Linked DNA regions of Mus musculus: region 1 is linked to region 2. The links are chromatin contacts, found by Hi-C in ENCODE. All regions are on one chromosome and are shown on one strand. The core of a region is the stretch at or near the end of the contact, and the rest is flanking DNA. Distances in the headings are between cores, read along the strand shown.

Region 1 (6,173 bases), core at 3,576-6,075, 1.2 Mb after region 2:
GACACACCTGTAACTCTGGCACTAGGGGCACCAACAGGAGGCCCCAGGGGACTTGCTAACTAGCCTCGCCTAGCCAAAACACTGAGCTCCAGCTTCCCTGAGAGGTCACGTGAGGAGCTTTGTAGAGCCCATTAAAGTCAACCCCTGGCCTCCAAATGGAATGTATACACACATACCGCTAACCCCAGGCACACACTCTCATATTCTAAGTAAAATCCATGTTTTTGAAAACAAAGTTCATAGTAAATGTAGGAAATTTTTTCAGCTTAATACTGCATGTTAACTGGGGGAAGAAAGGGAAACTTATTTAAAGGTAAGTCCCTGTAGTGTCCTATTCCATAGAGAAAAGTCAGGGTAAGCAGATGCAGACTCTACTTACAGTGTTGTTCAGATACTTAAACAAGGTTAAAAGATGAATGCAAACACATTGGCCTTTGAAACTATATGTTATAACATATGTACACACATACTGACCACATGTGGATTGATTGTGCATTTCTCTACACTAAAAAGTCTACAATTGAATCAGAGAGATTGCTCAGTGGTTGATATGGACTTCTCTTACAGAGGACCCAGGTTTGATTCCCAGAACTTACCCAGGTGACACACAACTGCTTGTAACTTCAGTTCCAGGGAATGCAACATCCTTCGACCTCAAAATGTAGGGATTATTAATTTCACCTCTACCTATACCATTTATGCTTTAGGACGAAAAAAGTGGTGAAAAAAAACCTATAAACTAGGCTTGACAGTACTCAGTGCTTTAAAACTGTTAACTGTCTGTACCCTTCTCTCTGTTAAGCTTGGTCTTTATTTCAGTTAACATCCACCTCTTCCGAGGGCAATTCACACTTCATGGAGGGCTTACTAAGCCTCCATTGCAGGGAAGACGTGGTTTGGGTCCCTGGCACTTCCTCTCCAGAGAGAGAAACACACCAGTATCGACATATCTCACAAAGGCTGCATGACTGGGATGGAATTATGTACAGAGGGCTACCAAGACAAGACTGAGCCCAGACATGGCACATCAGAGGAGGGTTTCTGAACCCTTGAGCCAAGTTGGACATAGGCCACCAGCCTTATTTAGCAAGGGCACTGAGTCTCTGGCTTTGAAAGTACAATCTACCCTGCAAAAGGAGACAGGTGGCTGTAGGAGTGCAGGGCCACTTTCGCCCCTGGGTGAGAGACCAAGATTTCTGGGTTAGCCTCCCCAGGGTCAATTATCCGATATTAGCTAGCTGGATACCATGGTAGGAGGGCACAGGAAAACCCTACGCAGCAATCTTCTTGGTTCTGCTTCCTATTTAGGTGGCAGAGCCACAGCAATAGCTCTGGACTCCTGCTTCCCTGTGTGTCCACAATCTACACTGTATAGGAAGATAGGCGCTTTGCTCAGAAGACTTCAGGCCACATGAGAGGAGGAGCTGGACGCAAACCCCTCATTTGTTCTCTAGCGTACTTTCTGCTCGGTGGTTTGAAAGGATGCTTTTGAAGTTATATGGAACAAGTATGGTTGACTCAAACTCGATTTATTCATCACACAGGAAGCCAGACCCTTTGCATTAGTCTTCATTAGGCTTCCTTGGTACACCCTGTTACTTAATGACTTGCCCATAAATCCATTTTGTACAAGTAAATTGGTCTTGACACCACAATTTTTTCCATCACTTGGCTCAAGTAATTTTAAGTTTTCATCTTTTAAATTGGATAAGGCAGAAGGAATAGTTCTGACAATTTCTGAAGCAAGAGATAAGACTCTTGAACCATAAACACAAGAAAAAGAGTTCCTTCTGCCAGGGTCACCTTGGCAAAAGTTCTTCCTTCAAAATTAGATACACTCATGTCTACGGCTGCAGCATCACCCTCTCCTGCCTCCTATGCAGGCCCGTGTAAGTAACCTATTTTCATAAGTGCATGGTCATGGCACTCTATTTCCTGAGAGAAGCCACTAAGAGGTCTAGTAAGAGAATATTTGCTCTACAGCAACTTTTTTCATAGTTAAACAATGAAGTAAAGGGAAGGGCACATGCAGTGTGTGTATCAAACTGTATTCACCCAGTGATATATATTAGCCATGTTAGACTCAGTCTCCAAAGAGACTTTAAAAATTCAAGAGGACAAGAAAAATCTCACTTCTCTAGTAGTCTTGGCACCTGAACAGACTGTGTGTGGAAGAGGCATTCAAAGATGGTATCAGAAAGTCCAATCCCTCCCTTACCCGTCTACAACCATAGCTACTAAACAGGCATGGCTACTAAAGCATCATGCACGCACTTCAACAGCTACGAGCCTGCAATTCTTTTCTAACAACCATTAAATACTAAAAGAAAGGAAAACAGAAATGCTTGGTGGTCAGAGCCAAGCCTAGGAAGAAGCCTGGTCACATACAGATTTCTGACACTTACTCAGTGTTTGCTTCTTACTGCATGTTTTTCTCGTTTGTCTTATGTAGTGGGGCGGGGCAGAAGCAGCTGCTCCAGCGTGCATATGATGTCAGAGGTCACCCTTGCGAGGTGTCCAGGTTTGGCCATGAGTGCCCTGACAATTGGGTTACTTAGGCTAACTCCTAAAAGCAAGCTGCTCTCAACCAGAGGTGACTTTTGTGCCTCACCCTGGGGACATTTGAAAATGTCTACAGTCTGTACTGTCACTACAGGAGAGTGGTAACTAGGATCTAGTTTACAGAGGTCAGGGATGTCCCTCAAGACTCTACAGTGTACAGCAGTGGTTCTCAACCTCCCTAATGTGTGAGCCCTTAACACAGTTCCTCATGGTATAGTGAGCCCAACCATAAGGTTAATTTTATTGCTACTGTTATGATTTGTAATGTAAATCTCTGATATGCACATGCAATTCCCGAGGAAGGGTCGCCAGACACCCCCAAAGGGGCTGTGACCTTGGGGTGGGAACTGCTGGCTCAGAGGACAGCACTCTACAACGAAGGACTGAGTGGTGGGAGTGGTTCAACACGTCAGCTGACAGAAATGCTGCCAGGGAGCCCTAGCCACCACCTCGTTCCCTCTCTCTCGGTTTTCTGGCTTAAACACCACGGGATTTTAGGAAAGGCGAGCCTTGGCGTGAGAACCAGATGCTGAGTAGGCAAGCCCCTCTGTGTCTGTGGGTTTAAAGTGTTTACGGATCCAGCCAACCTTGCCTCACCTGGTAAAATGAAGCTGTAATTACTTGTCCAGCGGTCTCTCTGCTACCCAGACACAGACTTTCCCCTTGCTGTACTCCCTAAGCAATACTCTACTGCAACCAGTGACATTAAATGGCACGTTGTGAGTAATCTAGAGATGATGTGAAGGGCACAGGAAGACTGCACAGTTTATATGTAAACACAGAGGAAACCTGAACGTCCATGCACTTTTCGGTACTGGGAGGGATAACAGTAGCACTTATCAGAAGTATCTGATCCCAACACGGGGAAGCTGGAAGCAATCGTCAAAGTCTTGAAAGGGTTGACCTTCAAAAAAATAAATAAATTTCTAGTGCTGAACACAAAAATGTAACTTTTCTATTTTCCAGTCCCTCAATCCAAAAGTAGAAAATAAGCCAGGGAGTTAAAAACAAAACAAAACTTTCTTTAAAGAAGTTCTATTATCTAGTAGGCCACCCTTCAGTGAGAGAAGAGCTGCTGCAGTCGTTAGGGGTACTCACTTGGGAGGCAGGAAACCTGAGTTCTAATCTCTGCTACTTAATTATCTGTGCAGCTTGCGTAACTCATCACCATTTCACCTGTCACGGCCCCAGGCTCATCTGCAAAATAAGGAAGTTAGGCTAGATGGGTACTGGCTGTCTCTTCCTGTTCCAGCATCTGATTAACATGTGCAGTCAGTCAGTCAGTCTGTCTCTCTGTCTGTCTCTGTCTGTCTGTCTGTCTGTCTGTCTCTCTATCTCTCTCTCTCTCTCTCTCTCTCTCTCTCTCTCTCTCTCACACACACACACACAGTCACAGCCTGCAAGTTCAAACTCCCAATAGTAATTCCAAAGTGAGGCTGTGCTTTGCTACTTTAGAACCACAGTAGGCCCTTTCACGGTTTTGAAGAGCCAAATAAATTACTAACACTTTAAGAAAAACCAGTCTCGCAATGTGCAAGAACCATCTATGCTAGTAATTGAAAATTTGAGGAATAGAAGTTAAGGCATCACGATATCGTTCGGGATGCGAAAATGAAGCAAAAAACTCACACCCAAAGACGTCAGCCTGGGAAACAGCTGAATAATTTATGAGATCCACACAATAAAACAGGGGGCCCAAACGAGATCAATGAATTTTAAAATCACAACTTGTCTCATTTTAATGTAAGTATAAAACTAAATACTGGTGTGTGGTTAAAAAACTTGGTGGTCTTAGCTGAAACAGAAACAGGCCCACACAAGAGAAAGGGAGTTGGTGTGCCGAGGCCGTCAGCAAGGACCATTTCCTCCGCTCGTCTGTATTTACTTTCCGTCGCGCAGGGCTCGCGGGTGGAGGAGGGCGCCGAAGTCGCGCGCCACCGTAACCCTGGGCGCTCACCCCAATCGGCGCGAAGCGCGCGCGCCACGGGAGCGCGCCCGGCACCGCGAGCCCGCGTGGCCCAGACCAGCGAGCATCTCCTGGGACGCAGGCCCGGCTCGAGCCGCTCCCCGCCAGCCCGGACCATCCGCGGCCTACGCCAGCCGCTCCCACCCGGAGTGCCTGCCCGCACCCATTCATTCCTCCCAGGCCGCGGGCTCACCTTGCAGCCGGATCCAGAACGCTCACAGGCCGGGCTTCCGCGGACGCGCGCGCCGAAAACCGAAACCGCCCCCGGCAGCGGCTTTCCCATCTCACCCAATCAGCGTCCTCCTTGCCTATGGCGACCCGCGGGGATCAAAAACAGTCAGAACGCGTTAGTGAGCTGGCTTCCAAGACCGGGTTTGTTTAATGGTACCGTCGGCACCCAGCCAGGGCTTGAAGTAAAGGTCCGATATTCTGATATTCTCTCTTTTGCCAGAAAATAGAATACGAAAGCAAAACAACCAACCAAGAGCTAGAAGTGATCTTGTGTGTGTGTGTTTACAGTAAAGAACCTTAAAATATTAAGAAACGGAAACTTACAGTTAAAACGATGGCTGTTGAGCACCCCGAAATAGCCTTAAATAATTTAAAACAAATACAAGTTAAAAGCCTCAAACCCTCAAACTAACTTCTGCATATAAATTAAATGTATGAAGAGATTGTTTCCATGGGAATGCTGAAACAAAAAAATAATTCAAGCAACTCTGAATTATAACGGCATCAATTAGAAAACGTTACAAATTAGTTTAATTGGAAACTGCATGCAGATACTATTTAAGTAGTGTATGGGAACTTGGTTAGGGATACTTCATGAATTCTTAATGCATGCTTTTTATTTATGGAAGAAAAAAAGTCACAGGAAGACAATTTCTTCTACCCCCACGATCTCTTTATATTTTAACTTATATTTTATATTTATATTTTAAATTTTAATTCTGTTTCTGTTGTTTAACATTCAACAAAGTTATAATACCTTCAAACAACAGCTACATAACCCTGATAAGTGTTACAGGATCTAAGATGCAGAATTGTTTTCTGAAACACAAAGTGGATTCCTCCTTTTCTACGTGCCTTTGATTGATATCCTGGACAGTGATCTACCTGCCTTTGGTTGATACCCCAGACAGTGAACAACTGGGTGGAATTTGGAAAAGAACAGGAACATCCTTCTGTCTGTCTGTAAAATTCCAGTTGATGTCAAGACCAAATAATTACAGACATTGATCAAACAGCATTTTAGGCTCTTGAAATATAAAATTAGGAACACAGGTAAAGTCACATTTAAATCAAAGAAGGAGCACGCTATGCCTTGTCCCTAAAATAAAAACTGCTTTATAGGTCAAATTGGGGGCTGAGGATTTAGCACAGTGGTAGCATATCTAGTGTGCATGAACATCTCTGGCACCACAGCGGTAGTGGCATAGTGGCGCTCACACCTGTAATCCTAGCACCCAGGCATGCGTGCAGGAAAATCAGAAATTCAAGATCATCCTCAGCTACAGAATGAGTTTGAGACCAGCCTGGGCTATTTGAGACCTTGTCTAAAAAAAGAAAAAAGAAAGAAAAATCAAATTGTGCTACATACTACATTTCTTACTGACTGTAATTATGATATGCGTATTATATAGAG
Region 2 (6,930 bases), core at 4,271-6,770:
AGATCAGAAGTTAGTTGAGTTCTCAAAAATAATTTGAAATTAAGAAAAAATATGGCCACAAAAAAAAAATCCCACTGAAAACATTCTTTCTTTTTGGTGTTTCTCTGAAACAGGGTATATGTAACATGGTTGTTCTGAAACTCACAATATAGACCAGACTGGCCTCTAACTCAGAGTTCTACCTGAGTGTTTGCCACTATAACTGGCCAAGTTCACATGTTTTTTTAATGTTAGTAAGAAAGGTAAAATATAATTATGAAGAAAAATGCAAGTATCTAAGAATGTAGTATTGTAAATTACCTTCAGCTCTAGGTGGCCACAGGGAATTCCTCCCATCCAGGCACTAAAATGTGCTGATGCTCAGGTCCCTCATAGAAAATGGGCAGCAGCAGCACATGAATGAGGTAAGTCTCTTCACAGTCAGCGCTAGGTGACTTACAATACCTGATAGAATATCAGTGCTGCATGCAGGTAAGAGGATCTCTTTGAGTTCAAGGCCAGTCTGATCTGGTCTGGTCTGTAAGGGGCTGGGGGTTGTTTTGAATATTTCTGCTCCAGGGTTGGCTGAACCCATGCTTCAGTTTCTGATAAGGATGCAGATTGTTTGCTATTATACCTTTTAGTTCCTGACTCAATTATTTATACCAAAAGAAGGGGAGAAGGAAGAAAAGAGGTTGGGGGCGGGGGGCGGGGGGGCACTTTCCACAGTAGATACAACTACTGTGGCAATTAGATATACAAAATGTCTTCAGCCAGATGATGTGATATGTGCCTTTAATCCCAGCACTCAGGAGGCAGAGGCAGGTGGATCTCCAAGCCAGCCTGTTATACAGAGTGAGTTCCAGGACAGCCAGGGCTACACAAAACCCTGTTTTGAAAACACACCAAAAAACCCCAAATAAAATAGTGAAAAAATTCACTATTAATCTCTCTTTGCCAATATTGTGTGCACATTACCTTATTCAGCATTCTCTAGAAGGCATAGTTAAATGTTATAAAGTTCTTAATGAAATATAATAAAATATACATACACTATCCACACTGTATATTGGGACCATCCATAGGATCCTATGGAAAGTAAAACATAAAGAAAATTTAATGTTTAAGAATTAAGTCAGTCAATATCAGTAATAGCAAATATATTAAGAGCTGACCTTATTATGGGCTTTTGAAGTTCAGGTTGAGTGTAATGTACCAGATGTTGAAGGATTCCCCACAATGACACGGGTATGGTTAGCAGCAGAAATATTCCAGCTATAAACCAGGATTTCGTGTGCATTCCAACCTTAAAAAACAAAAATAAACAAAAAACCGAACCCACATTTGTTCACATTCTGATAATAAAATTATAAAGATTAATATTTGTACTTCTTAAATTTTCATTTGGTTAGTTATACTGTCTTGTTATTTCCCAAATAATTAGTAACATTTAAGAAAAGATTTCCTTTTAAACAATTAGATGCATATATGCATGTGTGAGTGCGGGTATCTGCTGACGTCAGAAGTGGGTTCTGGGTTCCTTGGAGGCAGAGGCAGATGGCGCTGTGAGCTCTGGGACAGCCAGAGCTGCATATTGAGACCCTGTCACACAAAACAACCCTCCTCAGACAAACACACACACACACACACACACACACACACACACACACAAGTTCTTTACCCACTCCTAGCTTGTCATTTACTCTCTCTATTGACTCTCGCTTGCTGTTATATGTGAAGGCCTGAGTGATGACCACGCATGAAGCCGAAGTGTCTGCAGAGTACCATTAGGAAGGAAGTTTCCGGTCTCTCTTACAGGCACGAGCCCTTAGCACAGTGTCACTTGGGGACTTGCCTCCACCTCAGTGTTCTCATCAGTAAAAAGGGACACTTTTCTATATTCTAAGAGGATTAAATAACTTTATAATTACATAAAAAACTAAAGCTATCTTGGGGATATGCTCTAGCTAATGACTAACTTTAAAAATCAACCACACAACTCCAAAGCTCCCTCACTCTCGCCCCTCTCTGCCTATGTCCTCTCAGTCTCCTTTAGAGTCAAAAATCTTCAAAACCCATTTATTCTCCCGAGTCTATGTTTCTACCATACATTCCTACTTAAACAATTTAGTTCTGGCTTTGGCCCTTCCAAGTGCAGTGGAATTACTGAGCCCCCAATTGCCTTCCTATTGTGAGAAGTGACAGACAGGGTGGCAAGTGTGGACACTTCAAACGTCCCCCTTGAAACCCTCTCTGTTCTCCTGGGCATATATCCAGAAGAAGCCCCAACTGACCTGGAGAGCATCATCCTGAGTGAGGTAACACAATCACAAAGGAACTCACACAATATGTACTCACTGATAAGTGGATACTAGCCCAAAACCTAGGATACCCACGATATAAGATACAATTTCCTAAACACATGAAACTCAAGAAAAATGAAGACTGAAGTGTGGACACTATGCCCCTCCTTAGAAGTGGGAACAAAACACCCATGGAAGGAGTTACAGAAACAAAGTATGGAGCTGAGATGAAAGGATGGACCATGTAGAGACTGCCATATCCAGGGATCCACCCCATAATCAGCTTCCAAATGCTGACACCATTGCATACACTAGCAAGATTTTACTGAAAGGACCCAGATGTAGCTGTCTCTTGTGAGACTATGCCGGGGCCTAGCAAACACAGAAGTGGATGCTCACAGTCAGCTAATGGATGGATCACAGGGCTCCCAATGGAGGAGCTAGAGAAAGTACCCAAGGAGCTAAAGGGATCTTCAACCCTATAGGTGGAACAACATTATGAACTAACCAGTACCCCTGAGCTCTTGACTCTAGCTGCATATGTATCAAAAGATGGCCTAGTCGGCCATCACTGGAAAGAGAGGCCCATTGGACACGCAGACTTTGTGTGCCCCGGTACAGGGGAACGCCAGGGCCAAAGGGGGGGAGTGGGTGGGTAGGGGAGTGGGGGTGGGTGGGTAAGGGGGACTTTTGGTATAGCATTGGAAATGTAAATGAGCTAAATACCTAATAAAAAATGGAAAAAAAAAAAAAAAAAAAAAAAGAAACCCTCTCTGTAAATCCCTGTGAAACACTGGTGCCGGGTCCTTCTGTCTGTACTTAATCTCAAGCATTCTTTTAACTGTGGACAATGTGTAAAGTCTGACCACTAGGAACTGGGCTGGCCTCGCCTCATTCATTTGTTGAAACAACACCTAGTGCAAGTGGCCATACTTGGAGATAAGGCTGACAGGAAGGGATGTAGGTGAAATGAGGTCATAGTCTCAGGGAGGATGACCTCAAAAAGAGGTGCTTGAGCCATGTGAGGATTCAGCAAGAGCATGGCCATCTGCAACCCGAAATCACACTCACGCCCATGATATTCGACTCCAAAATAGTTTTCTGACTGTAAAACATGAATTCCTGTTGAAGCACTGTTTATGATTGATATAACACACACACACACATACACACATATGTATTAAACGTGTGCTTTTATGTGTGTGAGTGTTGGTGTGCAGGTGTGGAAGTCAGAGGACAACACTGGGGAGTCAGCTCTTCTTCCACCTTGAGGCAGGGTCTCTTATTTCGGCTGGCTGGCTGTCGAGCTTCTAGGCAAGTCTGTTTCCATCTTCCATCTTGCCATAAACACCATTCGAGAGGGTTACAGAGATGAGGCTCAGGCGGCCATGCTTGTGTACATTTCATTTCCCTTTCTATACTGTATTCCAAGGAATACTAAGTGAGGAAATTACATTTAAATTAAGATTGCTAGACCTAAATTTGGGTGGACAAATCTCAAATTGCCTAAAAACATAACAAATGAGAAATATTTAATGTCATATTTAATACCCTTAAACACCTATATGAACTATAATTAGAAAAGCCAACAAGATTTAGTGAACAAAAAGATCCTATGAATATGTTTAGACACACTGATTAAAATATTTTCCATAATCAAAGGGGGGTGGGTTGTATGCATCTACCTGGTCTGCCATAACTCTTCCAAAATAACTGTTTCTTAATAAAAGTACTTTTTGGTTATTAATTCTAAGTTTTCACTTTATAGATATACTATAGACATAGGTTAGCTATCCAGCTTGTAATACTTTACTAATGTCACAACATGACATCAACAAAGAGGGCCAGAGAGATGTCTCAGCTGGTAGGTGCCTGTCTCCAACCCTGATAGATTCAGCTCAGTCCTCAGCACTCATTATGATGAGAGAGCAGAGCCAACTGCTCCAAGTTGTCCACCTTCAGACCTCCACAACTGGACCATCCCACGAACACACCAACAAATACACCTTTTTTTTTTTTTAAATATAAAGGAACACACAGGGGATGTTTGTAAAATTTTTGCTTTGGTTAAGGAGTAACTTCAGGTCTGGGGATGAAGCTCAGATGGTAGAGTGCTTGCCTCAAATAAACAAAGCCCTGGGTTCAATCCCTGCATTGAGTAAACAGAATGATGGATACACCGGTAATCCAAGCACTGGGAAGTTTGGATGCAGGAGGATCATCCTAGTCTACAAAGCAAAATCCAGAACAGCCTGGTTTACAGGAGATTTTAAGGAAAGAAACAAAGAAAACTTGTAACTTCAAACGTAAAGTTAATTAGCAAAGTCAATTTAACAAGAATCCTTTGGTTCCAGAAAACCGGCTAAAAGCCTATAAAATCCAGAACATAGTTTTTAAGATGGTTTATTTGGTCTGGTCAAGCCCTAGTACCTGCATAGCAGATCTGATTTCAAGAATAAAGTTCTTTCTGGGACTGATGAATATTGGGAAAGCGCCCATTGTAAGTAGGTGCTTTAACTATTTGTTTCTCGACCCGGACCTACCTCCAGTTGTAGCGGCTAAATAAAACCAGTCAGGTTGGTTTAATGTCCACAGACGAAATGTTTTTCAGACCTCAAGCATTAGAAGGCAGACAAAGGAACTCTGTCAACCAGCGGAAGAAAGGGTAGAGGTGCAGGACCCTCTTACCTTCATTTTTTGAAACTTCCAAATGCATATCGGAACCGCGACCAGGATGGTTGTTGCGTAAAAAAGTACCAACAGGGGTCGGATCCATCTCCTCCAGTTACTCCGATTACATGCGCAAGGCATGTTCTGTAACAGATTCTCTTTGAGTAGCTGAATAATCGAACCAAACCAAGAATTTGGCAAGTTCGCTTTTTCGGTTGTCTTCTCCGCTGGCGCCCTATAGGAAAAGATTTACTAGCCGCTGGCGCCGCGTTCTCGGGTCGCTCTGTGTTTGCGGCTGCTGCAGCGGTGGCCGCTCGGGATGCTCGCAGGTGCAGGCTGCATCCTCGCCGGCCAACCCGCATGGACTCAGTGCCGCCGCGGCGTCGCCTCCGCCTCACCTGGAGGTCACCCAGAGTCTCCGCTGCATCGTGACCCCGAGGACTATCAGGGTAAACTAGGGATTCTAGGCACTCGGGGTCTGACCTGCATCTGGTACCCTACCAGCCCTCTCCCTAGTCCAGCTCTGGCAGGCTAGTCTCCGCCCCCGGAAGACCCGGCCCAGAACTTCCTCACTCACGGCTTTGGAACCTCTACAGTACTCATCTTCAGAACTCATCTTCCGCCGACTATTCCACTTCCGTTTCCGATCAGATGCTTGCAGCAAATGATTTGCTCTGAGTTTCAAGCTGAGCTAAACCTTGTCCCGCAACGCAAAGCATTGTGATTGGTCAGTTACGGAGGAGGGCGTGGCTGTAACCTAGGTTACCGAGAGGGCGTGGCAAGGGCAGGAAGGAGAGTAGCGGCGGATTTCTGGCATCTCTAATTTACCTAGTCTAAGTGGTTCCCTAAAAGGGCTCCGAAAGTTGTAGGAACTGGGGACGTTTCAGAAACACCCGCTACATTCCTGAGACTTTACTCCATCTAAAGAAAAGTCATAGTGAGGGGCAGTCACTGTGGAGTGGAACTTGAAATAGCTTTATTTTTCTCAGAAGGCTTCCCAGTTGTCTTTAGGGGTGGAATGGGAAGCCCGCTGGAATAAGACAGAATAGGTTAGATTTCAGTCAGTTGCTAGAGTTTAGGGTCCTAAGGAGGAATTTGTCTGCATAATTTCTAGACCCGGCAGAAGAATCATTCTAAGAATAGCTTTTTTGAAAGTAACCGCCAATATGAAATGTTCACGTTTCAAACTTGAGTTAAAAAAAAAACAAAATCTTATTTAAGATTTAAAAGGTTGGTATTCTGACATCTGTTCTATACACCTAAAGCTTTTAGCTGTATAGCTTTACAGATCAATGACACATGGGATCTTAAATTCTTTCTAAATCAAGGGAACAAGCAAACATCTGAGTCCCGACTAGACACTGAACACTGCATATATTGTCATTTTCTGAAATCAAACACTAACTTCTCTACCCATTTTGTATGAGTTGATCTGCATAAAAGTACCGAGTAGCGATGGGTAGTTTTCTGTTTCACAGATGAGAAAAGTGTCAAGTGATTAATAGTACCTATTAAGTAATAGAGCTGTTTTCTCTGACTTTGGACTCTGCTTGATGTTTAAATATTTGCCATCACCTGCAACCAGGGGACTTCTGCCTATTAGCCATCTGGACAAAATGTCATGGACCAGAGTCTCAAAGTATACAGATGAAATCACATTCCTCAGTTACCAGAGCCTGGAGTCTGACTTCTGCAGTCTTTCTCCTGTGATCTCCATTTTGCACATTTCCTTAAAGGGGCTGTAGGACTTTAGTTTGGTCTACACTATAAGTTAAAATAGTTGGTTTTAAGGAAATTCCTAACCATTAATGAAATCTTGGTATACTGTTGAAGTTCAGAAAATTAGGGAAAACTCTTGCTTTACAGCTTATCACCACTACTTATTTCTTGGCAAATGGCAGTCTTTTTGGATAGGCTGTCTAACAGGACTTGTTTCTGTGTGTCCAGCCACACTCTTACTGCTTCTGATAGCCATCTT

Evidence for each region. Hi-C counts contacts between places; a loop is a spot of excess contacts on that map.
Region 1: a map of regulatory T cell shows a loop between it and region 2 (4-fold over the local background). The contact joins the promoter of Lsm6 here to the promoter of Tmem184c in region 2. A Hi-C loop is called at or near these places in 2 of 37 maps with a recorded cell type or tissue (T-helper 1 cell and regulatory T cell).

Annotation. Positions count from the first base shown.
Region 1 is chr8:78,816,327-78,822,499 of GRCm38, forward strand. Lsm6 (LSM6 homolog, U6 small nuclear RNA and mRNA degradation associated) reads right to left here and starts at 4,826. Exons shown (of 5, transcript NM_001191004.1): 1 at 4,722-4,826; 2 at 3,661-3,759.
Region 2 is chr8:77,605,133-77,612,062 of GRCm38, forward strand. Tmem184c (transmembrane protein 184C) reads right to left here and starts at 5,521. Exons shown (of 10, transcript NM_145599.4): 1 at 4,971-5,521; 2 at 1,155-1,285; 3 at 1,032-1,068. The coding sequence starts at 5,093.